Linked DNA regions of Homo sapiens: region 1 is linked to region 2. The links are chromatin contacts, found by Hi-C or POLR2A ChIA-PET in ENCODE. All regions are on one chromosome and are shown on one strand. Each heading gives the region's core, a stretch centred on a gene start or an enhancer-like site at or near the end of the contact. The rest is flanking DNA. Distances are from core to core; before and after follow the strand shown. Region 1 has its middle 26 kb from the start of RCN1. Region 2 holds the start of BDNF-AS (BDNF antisense RNA).

Evidence for each region. Hi-C counts contacts between places; a loop is a spot of excess contacts on that map. ChIA-PET counts read pairs that join two places held with the same protein, here RNA polymerase II (POLR2A).
Region 1: a loop to region 2 is called in a map of posterior vena cava, with 28 times the contacts of the local background. The contact joins the enhancer-like site here to the promoter of BDNF-AS in region 2. A Hi-C loop is called at or near these places in 1 of 168 maps with a recorded cell type or tissue (posterior vena cava). POLR2A ChIA-PET finds 5 or more read pairs at or near these places in 1 of 52 experiments (GM12878).

What each region holds. Positions count from the first base shown.
Region 1 is chr11:32,113,433-32,119,988 of GRCh38, reverse strand. It overlaps the pseudogene THEM7P. Among named protein-coding and RNA genes, the nearest start is that of RCN1, 26 kb to the right of the region's middle. Within about 2 kb of position 1,333, at least 4 of the 41 ENCODE cell types and tissues checked have a DNase peak (open chromatin) inside an H3K27ac peak, as active enhancers do.
Region 2 is chr11:27,505,163-27,510,987 of GRCh38, reverse strand. It overlaps BDNF-AS (BDNF antisense RNA), which reads right to left and starts at 4,136. Exons shown (of 7, transcript NR_033315.1): 1 at 4,090-4,136. LIN7C (lin-7 cell polarity scaffold C) reads left to right here and starts at 4,219. Exons shown (of 5, transcript NM_018362.4): 1 at 4,219-4,272. The coding sequence starts at 4,236. RefSeq lists enhancers at 3,813-4,102, 4,173-4,302, 3,459-4,658.

The DNA of each region.
Region 1 (6,556 bases), core at 84-2,583, 4.6 Mb before region 2:
TTCCTGGAGGTTTCTACAGTGTAACAGTTGCCACCTCTCATCCCTCTGGGTCTTTCCCTCTTGCCCGGCTCCCTGGTTTTGATGTCTGTGACACTGGACACCACCTGAAGGAATAACACAGTGGCCTTCATTGACAATCACCACTATCCACACCCTAGGTGGTTACCAGGGTCCTGATATAAGCAGTCTTCTTAAATAAGGGAAAAGTCTGGCCCAAAGGTAAATGTAGGTCTCCACCCATAGAGACCAAAACCATTTGCAAATTTTGAAAAACAAGCAAACGACAACAATAACCACAAAAATCTTTAGGGTCCAGAAATTAGCCAGGACATAAAAAATATGCATTGTCTTATTTCATTGCCACAAAAATCCAATCAAGTCTGTGTTATTATTTCCATTTTACAGATAAGAAAAACTGGCCGAGCACGGTGGCTCAAGCTTGTAATCCTAGCACTTTGGGAGGCTAAGGCAGGTGGATCACCTGAGGTCAGGAGTTCAAGACCAGCCTGGCCAACATGGCGAAACCTCATCTCTACTAAAAATACAAAGATTAGCCAGGCGTGGTGGCAGGCACCTGTAATCCCAGCTACTTGGGAGGCTCAGGCAGGAGAATCGCTTGAACCCAAGGGGTGGAGGTTAGAGTGAGCTGAGATTGCGCAACTTTACTCCAGCCTGGGCAAAAGAGCAAAACTCCGTCTCAAAAAAGAAAAGAAAAAAGAAAAGAAAAAAGGAAAAAAAAAAGAGATAAGAAAAACTGAGGCTCTGGGACATTGAGTGACTTATTGAGATCACACAGCAGCAGGGCCATGAATCAAATTCAGATCTAATGACCTTAATTAAGCTTTTAGACAGTATTCTGTACTGCATGATGACAGTAATAGAAATGGTTGGTATGTCATTTATTTCTATTAGTCTTCCTGGGCCCTATATACCTGAATAATTCTGTGATGACAATATTAAAATAGGCTTGATTGAAGATAAATTATTTTCATAAAGATACACAGAGTACATTCTTAAGTGCTAGTTTCATCTTAATCTTTTAAATTTATACGTGTTCCCATTTAAGGTATTTTCTATTTCTTTTTATTTTTTTTCTTTAAAGAACTTTTTTTAGAGACAATGTTTCATTGTGTCATCCAGGCTTGAGTGCAGTGACACAATCATGACTCACTGCAGCCTTGAACTCCTGGGCTCAAGTGATCCTCCCACCTCAGCCTCTCAAAGCGCTGGGATTACAGGCATGAGCCACCATACCCAGCCTCTATTTCTTAATGTGGGTATTTATCCTTGTAACCACATAATCTGCTACCACCACACAGTCAGAGGCTTCTTTGTGTGGGGTCCCAAGGCCTGAATTGCCCTTCAGCTGCCCGTGCGATGCTCCTTGAGGACTCTGCACAGTCTCAGGTTCATGTGGCCAAGCCCGTGTTTATTCTGATTTGAGGGGAGTGTGGGAGTGGACTTCCTGCCAGAATCCTGCCCTGATATTCCAGGTAACTGACCACAAGCCATGGCCCTTTCTATGCTATTTATAGTGAGTGACAAAAATAGCCTCACCCCTCTGAAAGGCATACCTGTGCCATCTGCCCACTGGCTTCCTACAACCTGACAGGCACTTTCTCTCCTGACCTCAGGAGGAGGCAGGACTGTGTCCTCACACAGACCCAGGAGCACTGGGTCCCTCATGTGCACACTTCCTGCTCCAGAGGGACCCAGGGCTTCAGAAGGCACCAAAGCAGGGCTTCAGCTCAGGGGTCCAGGCAGAACCTAGTTATGGATGCAAGGAAGGAGGCGGGAACTTGGGGAAAGGGGAGAAGATAAGACCAAGTCCCATTGTTGGAGCTAGATACAAAGTCAGGCTGGGATCATGGGCACTGCTGGTCTGATTCTGAGCCATGGTTGCCTCGGAGACTCATTGGTCCTCAAGTTTGGGCTGGGGTTGAGTCTGGGGGTGGGAAGGTTAATGAACCCAGCTGAAGGGGCTGGCAGGAGATCCAGAGCGTAGACCTCACCTGTCTTTCTCTCTTTTTCTTTCTCTTTTTCTTTTTCTCTCTCTCTTCTTTCCCTCCCTCCCTCCCTCCTTTCCTTCCTTCCTTTCTTTCTTCCTTCCTTCCTTCCTTCCTTCCTTCCTTCCTTCCTTCCTTCCTTCCTTCCTTTCTGCCTTCCTTCCTTCCTTCTTTCCTTCCTTCCTTCTTTCCTTCCTTCGATAGAGTCTTGCTCAGTCACCCTGGCTAGAGCTCAGTGGGGTGATCATAGCTTACTGCAACCTTCAACTCGTGGGCTCAAGTGATCCTCCTGCTTCAGCCTCCTGAGTAGCTGGGACTACAGGCACATGCTAGGCTAATTTTTAAATTTTTTTTGTAGAGATGGGGTCTCGCCCTGTTGCTCAGGCTGGTCTCAAACTCCTGGGCTCAAGCTACTCTCCCACCTCGGCCTCCCAAAGTGCTGGGATTATAGATGTGAATCACTATGGTGGGCCCCAATCCTGCCCCTTTCTGGCTGTGTGACTGTGAGCAACTGATTTCATCTCTCTAAGCTGTTTCCCTATCTGAGGGGGTAGCGCTAGACAAGAATGTCTTATGCTCATGTGTGTACATCAGAATCACCTGGGGAGGTTGTAAAAATAAGGATGCCTGGACCCCTCCATGTGGGTTGATTCTGAAGGCCTGGGAGGATGATGCTGGGATCTGTAGGTTTGCCTGTTTCCCTAGGAGATTCTGATCCATGTCAGTGTAGAAAGCCCCTGTCCCAGATGATCCCCAAGGCATCTGTCTTTCAACCCTAACATTCCCTTATTCTAGCGTACACTAAATCAGGGATAAGAAAGCATGAAGATAAGAATTCGCTTCCTATGACAATTAGGCAGCATCAGAATCAGACACTTTATCAGTCACTTGTTATATCCCAGGAAACCCACTGGGAACTTATATTCAGAGCCAATTTTCTGTGTAGAAGGCTGAAACTCTGGCCTCAAGTTCATCATCCCCTCCTATCTTCTCTCCTGGGCAGTGTCTTTCTCCCTCATGGTTTGATGGCCATCTATCTCAGAAGTCACAAACTGGAGGCTCACAAGGCAAACCACAAGGCCCACAGGGCAGGCCACACTGAGTTTTATTCACTCTGCCCAGTATTTTTTAAAGTCTGAATCTGTCTGGTGTCTGGTGTCAGACTGGTATTTGCTGGCCAGTGCACCACAGGCCCACCACAACAACTGGGTCACACCCAGCCAGCTTCAACTCTTTACATTGCCTGTCCGGACCCTGAGTTTAGACCTAATTCAGTCTCTCAACTCCCGTCTCCAGCCCAAACCTCTCTTCTGATCTTCAGGCCCATCTATCCAATTACCTCCTGGTGAGATCATCCAGTTTGTGTGCTTAAAGGAAGGCCTGGCCTGTAGTACATATAGTACAGGGCTAAATAAATGTGAGTTAGTGACATTATTATTCCTGATGCTCACCTCTTCTTAGAATCTCACAGGCACCCAGCTCAGCCTCTTCAAAATGTCACTTCATTTTTTTTTTTTTTTTTTGAGACAGGGTCTCTCTGTATCACCTAGGCTGGAGTCCAGTGGCACAATCACAGCTCACTGCCTCCTTGACCTCCCAGGCTCAATTGATCCTCCCACCTCAGCCTCCCAAGTAACTGGGACTACCCAGCTAATTTCTGGTTGTTTTTTTTTTGTAGAGACAGATCTCGTCATGTTGCCCAGGCTGGTCTCGAACTCCTGGGCTCAAGCCATCTGCCCAAAGTGCTTGGCCCTCTGCTCAAAGCCACTGTGCCCAGCCAAAAGTTCACTTCAACTTGACTCCCTCCTCATCTTCACCCCAAGCCTCCCCTCCACCAATGAAATCATCAGCAAGATGCCTGAGACCGGAAGTCATCCTGGGCTCCTTCCTCTCCTTCACTCTAGTGTATCCCCAGACCTTCTGTAAAATCTCGCCTGAATCCATCCAGTTTTTTCCATCTCTTCTAGTCCAAGCCACCATTGTCTTTGCCAGGACTGTGGTAGAGGCCTAACTGCTCTCCCTGCAGATATTGCTGTTTCTATTGTAACCCACTGTTCAATTTGAAGCCACAGATCTTTTTACTAAACATAATCATTTAGTTTACTAAACAGACCATTTTACTAAACTGGATCTTGCTCTCCCATGCATACAACCCATTTATTGACTTCCCATTGCCCCAGGATAAAATCCAAATTCTTTAACAGATCCTTCCCAGCCTGGCTCCTGGGAAGGATCTCAACGTTTTTTCTAGGCAATATGTACAGAAGCCATCTGGGACTTCTGTTATCTCTGGGATGTGCCACAGTCTCTCTCTGGCCTCTGGGCCCTCACACGCATTTCTCTTCCAGGAAGACTCTTCCCCCTACTGTTCACTGGGATAGCTCCTACATGCTCGTCCTGTCTCAGCTTAGCTGTCCCTTCTTAGAAGGTCTGCCTGGACTTCCTAGACCAAGTCAGGCCCCTGCTAGATCCTGCAGAATCCCTGTGCTTTTCCCAGCATTGCGTTCATCACAATGCATCATAATCGCATCCAGTGATTGCTTCCTGTCTAGACGAAGGCTATATGTGGGCAGAGATCTTTACCACCTAGCTTGTTCACTGCTGTCTCTTCCATGCCCACCACATGCTTGGAATGTAGTAGGTGCACAATAAATGTTTGTGGAGGAAAGGAAGAAAAGGAGACGAGAAAAAGAAGAAGCAAAGAGTGGAAGGGGGCAGCCCGATTTTTCTTTCCTCTGCAAGCAGAAAGTAACACAGCTGGCATCTACTTCTTGCCAGAGGAGAAAACGGGAGCTGATGCTACCCAGATCCTTTATTGAGAACTCCTGAGGAAAGGCTGCCCAAAGATGTGTCCTCAGCATTTAACTAAGAGCAGGTGTGCAATAGAGATTTTGAATGAATTCACTCATTCTAAGAACTTACTGACCTAGACTATAACCAAATGTATAACCAGCCAGAAAAGTGTTTTTTGTATGTGTGTGTGATAAGACTTGAACAACTATTTGAATTTTTAAAAGTAGACACATATATATAAACTTTAATAAAAATTAAAACCTAAAAGAAAAGAATCAAGGGGGAACATTCTCACTCAGGAGCCTATTGTTACTGCCAACCAAATCAGGGCATGAACTTCCAAACATGGGGCATATTGCCTAAATGCGATGACACTGTTTCAAAGTCCCGGAACCACTTAAAAAAATGCAGTTCATCCACTAGACTGAAATGTAGATTTTGTTTTCTCCATCTAGAGATCCAGAATGGGGGAGAAAATGAGAACTTTGCATCAAGAGAGCCCAAAGTTTGGGTCCAAGTCCACCAGTTACTGCATGCATGTCTTTGGGAAACTTATTCCACCTCTTTGCTTTATTTTCTTCCCTGTAGAATGGAGAAACTGCGACCTGCTTTGCAGGGTTGTTTTGCAAACTGAGTATAAAATGTAAAGCACCTAGCACCGTCCTGACACATACCAGGTGTTCAGTAGACTGCATTGTTTAAATGCAATTCAATTATTTAAAAATATAATTGGGCTCACACAGAAAACAGGCTGCTCATGAAATATTGCTCTCCTAGTGGGAAGAGGCACGATTTCTTTACTGTCCAAGAGGAAAACAGTGGCAGAGAATAGAAAAGAAAGGTAAGGGAAATAAAAGCAAGTGATTTTGATTTTCACTGGATCTTGGAGTCATGCTGAAAATTAAGCAAGCCTTTTCTTTTCACCTTTCCCCTTTCCCTCTGCCCTAGACTAAATGTTTGTCCCCACTCCCCATTCATAGTTGAAACCTCATCTTCAGAGGTGAGTCCTTTGGGAGATGATTAGGTTCTGAGGACAGAGCTTTTATGAGTAGAATTATTAGGTTGGTGCAAAAGTAATTGCAGTCTTTGCCATTAAAAGTAATGTATGATGAGCTGATGAGCCCAGCTTCCATGTGAATTAAAAGCAATGGCAAAAACCGCAATTACTTACGCACCAACCTAATAGCACCTTTATAAGGGATCCCAGAAAACTCTCTCACCTTCTTCTGCCATGTGAGCACTCAGTAAAAAGACAGCCATCTGTGAACCAGGAGGCAGGCACACCCCAGACACCCACCTGCTGGCGCCTTGTTCTTGACCTTCCCAGTCTCCAGAACTGCGGGAAATAAACTTCTGTTGTTGATAAGCACCCCCTGGGCTATGGTATTTTGTTACAGCAGCACTCTCACAGTACTCATGAGGAAGACTTCTAAAGCAGGGAAGTGGGGGCAGGACGTTGGCAGAAGGAAGAAGGAGCCTCATTTATCCCACTGCTCATCCCTCTAGTGCTTCTTTTAAAAAAAATTACATTCAGCCATTGAAAAAATAACATGTTCTCTTATTTCAAAGGCAAATTATGTTCATTTGGGAAGATTCAAGTAAGCAAAAAGAAGAAAAAAAATTATCCACAATTCCACTGCTAGATAACTACTGAAAACATTTTGCAGCCTAGCTTTTCAACGTTTTTTCTAGGCAATATGTACATAAACCAACATGTTCTTGTATAATGAGTGAGATCACGTGGGGTAGAACATGCT
Region 2 (5,825 bases), core at 2,887-5,386:
ATATTCTATTGGTTCTGTTTCTGTGAGGCACCCTGATACACTAATCATTTTGAAATCACCTTAATCTCCTCTATATTGGATCCTCTTTTTCTTGGATTACACATACCTTTACTGGCTAACTTTTTTTTTTTTTTTTTTTGAGACAGATTCTTGCACTGTTGCCCAGGCTGGAGTGCAGTGGCGCAATCTTGGCTCACTGCACCTCCCGGGTTCAAGTGATTCTCCTGCCTCAGCCTCCCGAGGGGCTGGGATTACCACCCCTGGCTAATTTTTGTATTTTTAGTAGAGATGGAGTTTCGCAATGTTGGCCAGGCTGGGTTCAAACTCCTGACCTCAAGTGATAAACATGTCTCAGCCTCCCGAAGTGCTGGGATTACAGGCATGAGCCACCAGCCCTGGCCAGCTAACTTTTTTTCTTAAAGATGGGATCTCACTCTGTCACCCAGGCTGGAGTGCAGTGGCACAATCATAGCTCACTGCAGCCTCAAACTCCTGGGCTCAAGTGATTCTCCCACCTCAGCCTTCTGAGTTGTTTGAACTACAGGTATGAGCTACTGTACTTGGCTTGGCTCACTTCCTACTATTGATGGAGCACATTTTCTAGTAGCTCTTGAGAAAGTATGTATGGAAGGTTAACAATTTTTAGAACTTACATGTGTAAAATATTTTTCATTATTCCTTCACACCTGATTGATACTCTGGTTGGTGTTACGGGGTGAACTGTATCTCTTCCCTTCAAAAAAAAAATTAAAGTTCTAACTCCCAGAACCCCAAAATGTGACTTTATATGGAAATGAGGTCACTGATGATGCAACTAATTTAGGGTAAGGTCACACCGAAATAGGAAGTTCTTGTAAGATGATTTCCAGCTGACAACAGATAACACAAGGGAAGACGCCATGTGATAATGACAACAGAGATTGAAGTAATACAGTTGCAGACCAAGGAACACCAAAGCCTGCCAGCAAACTACCAGAAAGCTAGGAAGAGACAAGGAAGGAATCCTCTACACTTTCAGAGAGCACATGACATCTTGGCTTCTGATTTCTCGCCTCCAGAAGTGTGAGACAGTGACTATCTATTGTTTTAAGTCACCCAGTTTGTTGTATCTTGTTATGGCAGCCCTAGAAACCTAATACAGTTGGATATAGAATTCTAGTTTGCAAATAATTTTTTCTAAAAATTTAGTTGCTCTCTGTGTCTTAGCTTCCAGTGCTGCTGAGGAGAAGTACAATCTTGTTCTGATTTCCAATCCTTAGAATATAATTTTTTATCCTCTCTGGAAACTTCTAGGATCTTCTATCTATTCCTAGGATTCTGAAATTTTATGATGATTACATGTGTTAAACATCCACCCGGGTGTGGCGGCTCACGCCTGTAATCCAGCACTTTGGGAAATCAAGGTGGGTGAATCACTTGAGGACAAGAGTTTGAGGCCAGCTAGCCAAACATGGTGAAATCCCATCTCTACGAAAAATACAAAAATTAGCAGGGTGCGGTGGCAGGTGCCTGTAAACCTAGCTACTCGGGTGGCTGACGCATGAGAATCACTTGAACCCAGGAGGCAGAGGCTGCAGTGAGCCGAGACTGCGTCACTGCATTCCAGCCTGGGTGACAGAGCAAGACTCCATCTGAAGAAGAAGAAGAAAGAAGAAGAAGAAGGAGAAGGAAGAAAGAAGAAGAAATAAATTACCAGACAGGGAAAGGAAAAGAGCAAAAAAAAAGTCCACAAACTCAGTTCCTAAGAATAGTTCCCGTTCCTACCAAAGTAGAAAAACCACATAATTCACTTTGGGTATGGGGTAAGGAACTTTGAAGGGTACTGTCTTAGTAGTGGGATACAATTAACCCTACATAAATGACTGAATTGGTTCCACCTAAAAAAAATCAAAACCCAAAAGAACAAAATTGTTTTTCAAGTAAGTAAATTTTACAAAGTCTAGCATCTTGTTAAAAAAAAAAAAATTTCCAGGCATGCAAGAAGCAGGAAATTATGAACTGTAATGAAGAGAAAAATCAATCAATAGAAACTATGCCAGAAATAGCATAGATCATAGAATTAGTAGACAAGGATATTAAAACTGTCATTATAATTGTAGTCTATGTGTTTAAGAAGCTGCAGAAAAGTTGAGCATGTTAAGACATAAAAGATGTAAGACACACACCCACACCCAAATCAAACTGGTAGAGGCAACAACTACAATGTTTTATATGAAGAATGAACTGGACAGGATTTCAATATTAGATATTGAAAAAAGATTAATGAATATGAAAACATAGCAATTATCCAAAAGGAAACATAAAGAAAATCTTGAAAAAAAAATGAACAGAGCGTCACTGAGCTGTGAGACAATGCCAGTTAGTTCAATATACATGTATATTATGTACATGCACATGACTCCAATAGTCACACCAAAGGAGAGGAGCAAGAGAATGGAAAGAAAAAATATTTGAAGAAATAAGGGCAATGTTTGCATTTGTCTTGCTCTACCTGGTATTCCTATCAAGGCACCTGGTATATATTAGGTGTTTAATAAACATTTCTTGAACACATTTGCAGCAAAAAAAAATGACAACGAGTAAGAGATAAGCACCTGAGTGTTACTGCAACGTATTTAGGCCATCAGAGGACAAAAAAGGGGAATAATATGGAGAAAAGGCTTGGTAGAAGTGGCATGCCTTCAGCAGGGACCCACGAAATGGGTTCAACTGAGTGTGTACAAAGTTTGGAGACTAGGAAGGGATGAAGAAGGGCATTCCACACAAGAACAACACAAATGAAGATTTGGAGCCTGGCACAGTGGCCCACGCCTGTAATCCCAGCACTTCGGGAGGCCAAAGCAGGAGGACTGCTTGAGCTCAGGAGTTTGAGACCAGCCTGGGCAACATAGCAAGACCCCCATCTCTACTAAAAATTTAAAAATTTGCCAGGCATGGTGGTGCTTGCCTGTAGTCCTCGCTACTGGCAAGACTGAGACAGGAGGCTCTCTTGAGCTGTGATTGCACCACTGCACTCCAGTCTGGACAACAGAGAGAAACTCTGTCTCTAAAACAAACAAAAAGACTTGGAATCAGGAATAAATATGGTTGAAACTATACTATCTGGACTGAAGTGGTGGTTGCACTTAGTGGTAATGAGAAATGAAGTTAGTTGGATGAGTTAGGGTCAGAGTATGCAAGGCTTTAGAAATAGGAAACAGGAGAGAAACCATTGAAAGTTTCTGAACAGAACTTGTGATGATGAAATCAGAATTCAAGGGGAGAAAAAGGAGCATAGTGGTGGCATCCATGATGGATTTGGAGAAGAAAATACTAAAGGTGAATGGAAAGGGTGGACCAGGGGCAAACAGGTTATTAAAACAGTCCCATCATGAAGTGTTGAAATGCTGGATGTAAACACACCTACCACAGTATCAGTACAGACTAAGGGCTTGGATAAATGTTAGTCAAATCCAAGTACTAAAATTCTTCTTGGTTCGCGAAAATTTCAGAAGTGGCTCAAAAATCTGTAATGCATTAAGAATATTATTTGCTTCACAATATTTCATTTACTTAAGATTTTATAAGAATCAGCTGCTTATAAAATTGTTACTTTGTGGTGCACCAAAGCACCTTGTTCTCTCCCTCACCCAGATATGTTTCATGCTCTTTGTACTTTCCACCCCTTAACAGATTTGGAGGGAAGATTCAAGCCGTGGATTTTTAAATTTAAAGCAATGCTGTCACAAATTGAGAACTGACAACATGTCATTACACATTTAATTGCCACCGAATCCCAGAGTTTAAAAATTGTAAGGACCTAAGAGATAGGACCTCTCGTTGTACAGATGCGGAAACTGAGGCTGAGAGAGGGTAAGTGAACAGTCCCAGGTCACAGAGCTGCTAATGGGCAAGGTGGGACTAGAATCCAGGCTTGACTCCTCTACGCTGAGCCAAGGGTTCGAAGCGATTGGGATAAGGGAAGCCTGAGGCAGGGAACGAGAGTCAGGAAAGCAGCTCTTCCCAACCCTAGGAGGCCGGGGGACCTCGTCACCGCGGAAGGAGCGGAGCCAGGCCGACCTAAAAAGCCGCAAGTCCAGGTACCCTTACCCTGATGGCCGCGGCGACACACTCGGCCACCTTCCTGATCTCGCGATACTAGCCGGTACTCACTTTTCCGGCTTCCCCTAGGCCCCGCCCCCCCACCTCAGCCCTTCTGTCGTCATTTCCTGTGGGTCTGTAGGTTAAGGGAGAAGATGGCGGCGCTAGGGGAACCCGTGCGGCTGGAGAGAGGTGAGTGCAGCCGAGGCTCGGCGGAGGTGGGCGGAAGGGTTGGGGGAGTGCTGTGTCGCTGGAGGGGAGGAGGAGTGACCCAGGCTCTGAGATCCGGGCCACGCTGTCCCTTGTGCCGGCGCCAGAGGCCGCCGTTGTCTCTGTGCCTGGCTCTAGGAAGGGCGCTTACGGTATTTTGTCTGTTAACCGTAAGCCCTCCTCTGTTCACACGGACTGTTCCAAGGCACAGCACAACTAAACACAACCTGCCCGCTTCGCAGACACACGCCGCACACGCGCTCCCTTGGTGAGCACAGCAGAAGCAGCATTCGGAGACCCGTACACCCGAAAAGCAAACGTCACACACCCGGTTCGCACAGACTACACTCATTGCCTGTACAGCACGAGAACGGACACACGGTACAATTCAACAGAACCTCCTTTCCCCGCTGTTTGCACACAAACTCCTTCATTACTTTCTCCACAACCTCGCTTGTATTCGGGTTGGGGTATTTGCTAGCTTTTGTGCCCCTCCTAGAAATGGAGAGGTTGCTTTAAAAACAATCCTACTGACTTGGTCTTGGGAAGGAGGTTACGTAAGTAAGCCGAATAGTGGTAGATGCTAAAACACTTGCAGGTGCAGTGTTTTTCATTTCTTACAAACCCTACAATTGCAAACTGGTTGGCTGATTGCTTCCTAGAGCAGACTGTCAAGGAAAATAAAACCACCTCTGCTGAGTAATTAGAGATAGAGAAGCCTACGAAAATAACTGGCTATGCGCCTACCATGATTTCCAGCATTCCAGCGTTTCCAGTCCTTTTACAGATTTCCAGCATTCCACTCTGTCCCTAAGTCCTTTATTTCAAACAATTTCAAGCATGCTTTTCATACACCAGCATTAGAAATCATTGATAGGAATTGAGAAGTACAAATAAACATTTTGAGTACTGGTGGTAAAAAAAAATGTATATGTAGGATGGAGACTGAAATTATATTGCACATATTAACATTTGCAATTAGTCTAAATATTACTATTGTTCCCTAAGAAAACACATTTTTAGAATTACTGTACTTAGAAAAACCTCTTTCCTAATGCCTTCCCACAAACAAATGTGCACTTAATGTTGCTGATTTGCTCTTTACCGTGTTCACCATTTGGAAGCCTCACTGTAAATGAGATTGTTTCCGTTAAGCCTATTAAAGCATCATTTTAGAGGACTAGCTACTCTGGGAAGACTTGCCGAGTTAGGCCTAAGTCTCTGACATCTTCCTCTTGAGCACAGTGGCACTGTGTTTTATAGATGGGAGCAAATCTGTTTGGTGTTAACAGGAGTAAGTTTTTTCTTTGAAAGCTAGTTAAGATTCTAACGTATTGGTCTTTTGTGTTTTTGTTGTTGCTGTTTGGAGACGTAGTCTTGCTCTGTCGCCCAGGCTGGAGTGCAGTGGCGCGATCTCGGCTCACTGCAACCTCTGCCTCCCGGGTTCAAGCAATTCTCCTGCCTCAGCCTCCCGAGTAGCTGGGACTGCAGGCGAACGCCGCCAAACCCGGCTGTTTTTTGTATTTTAGTAGAGA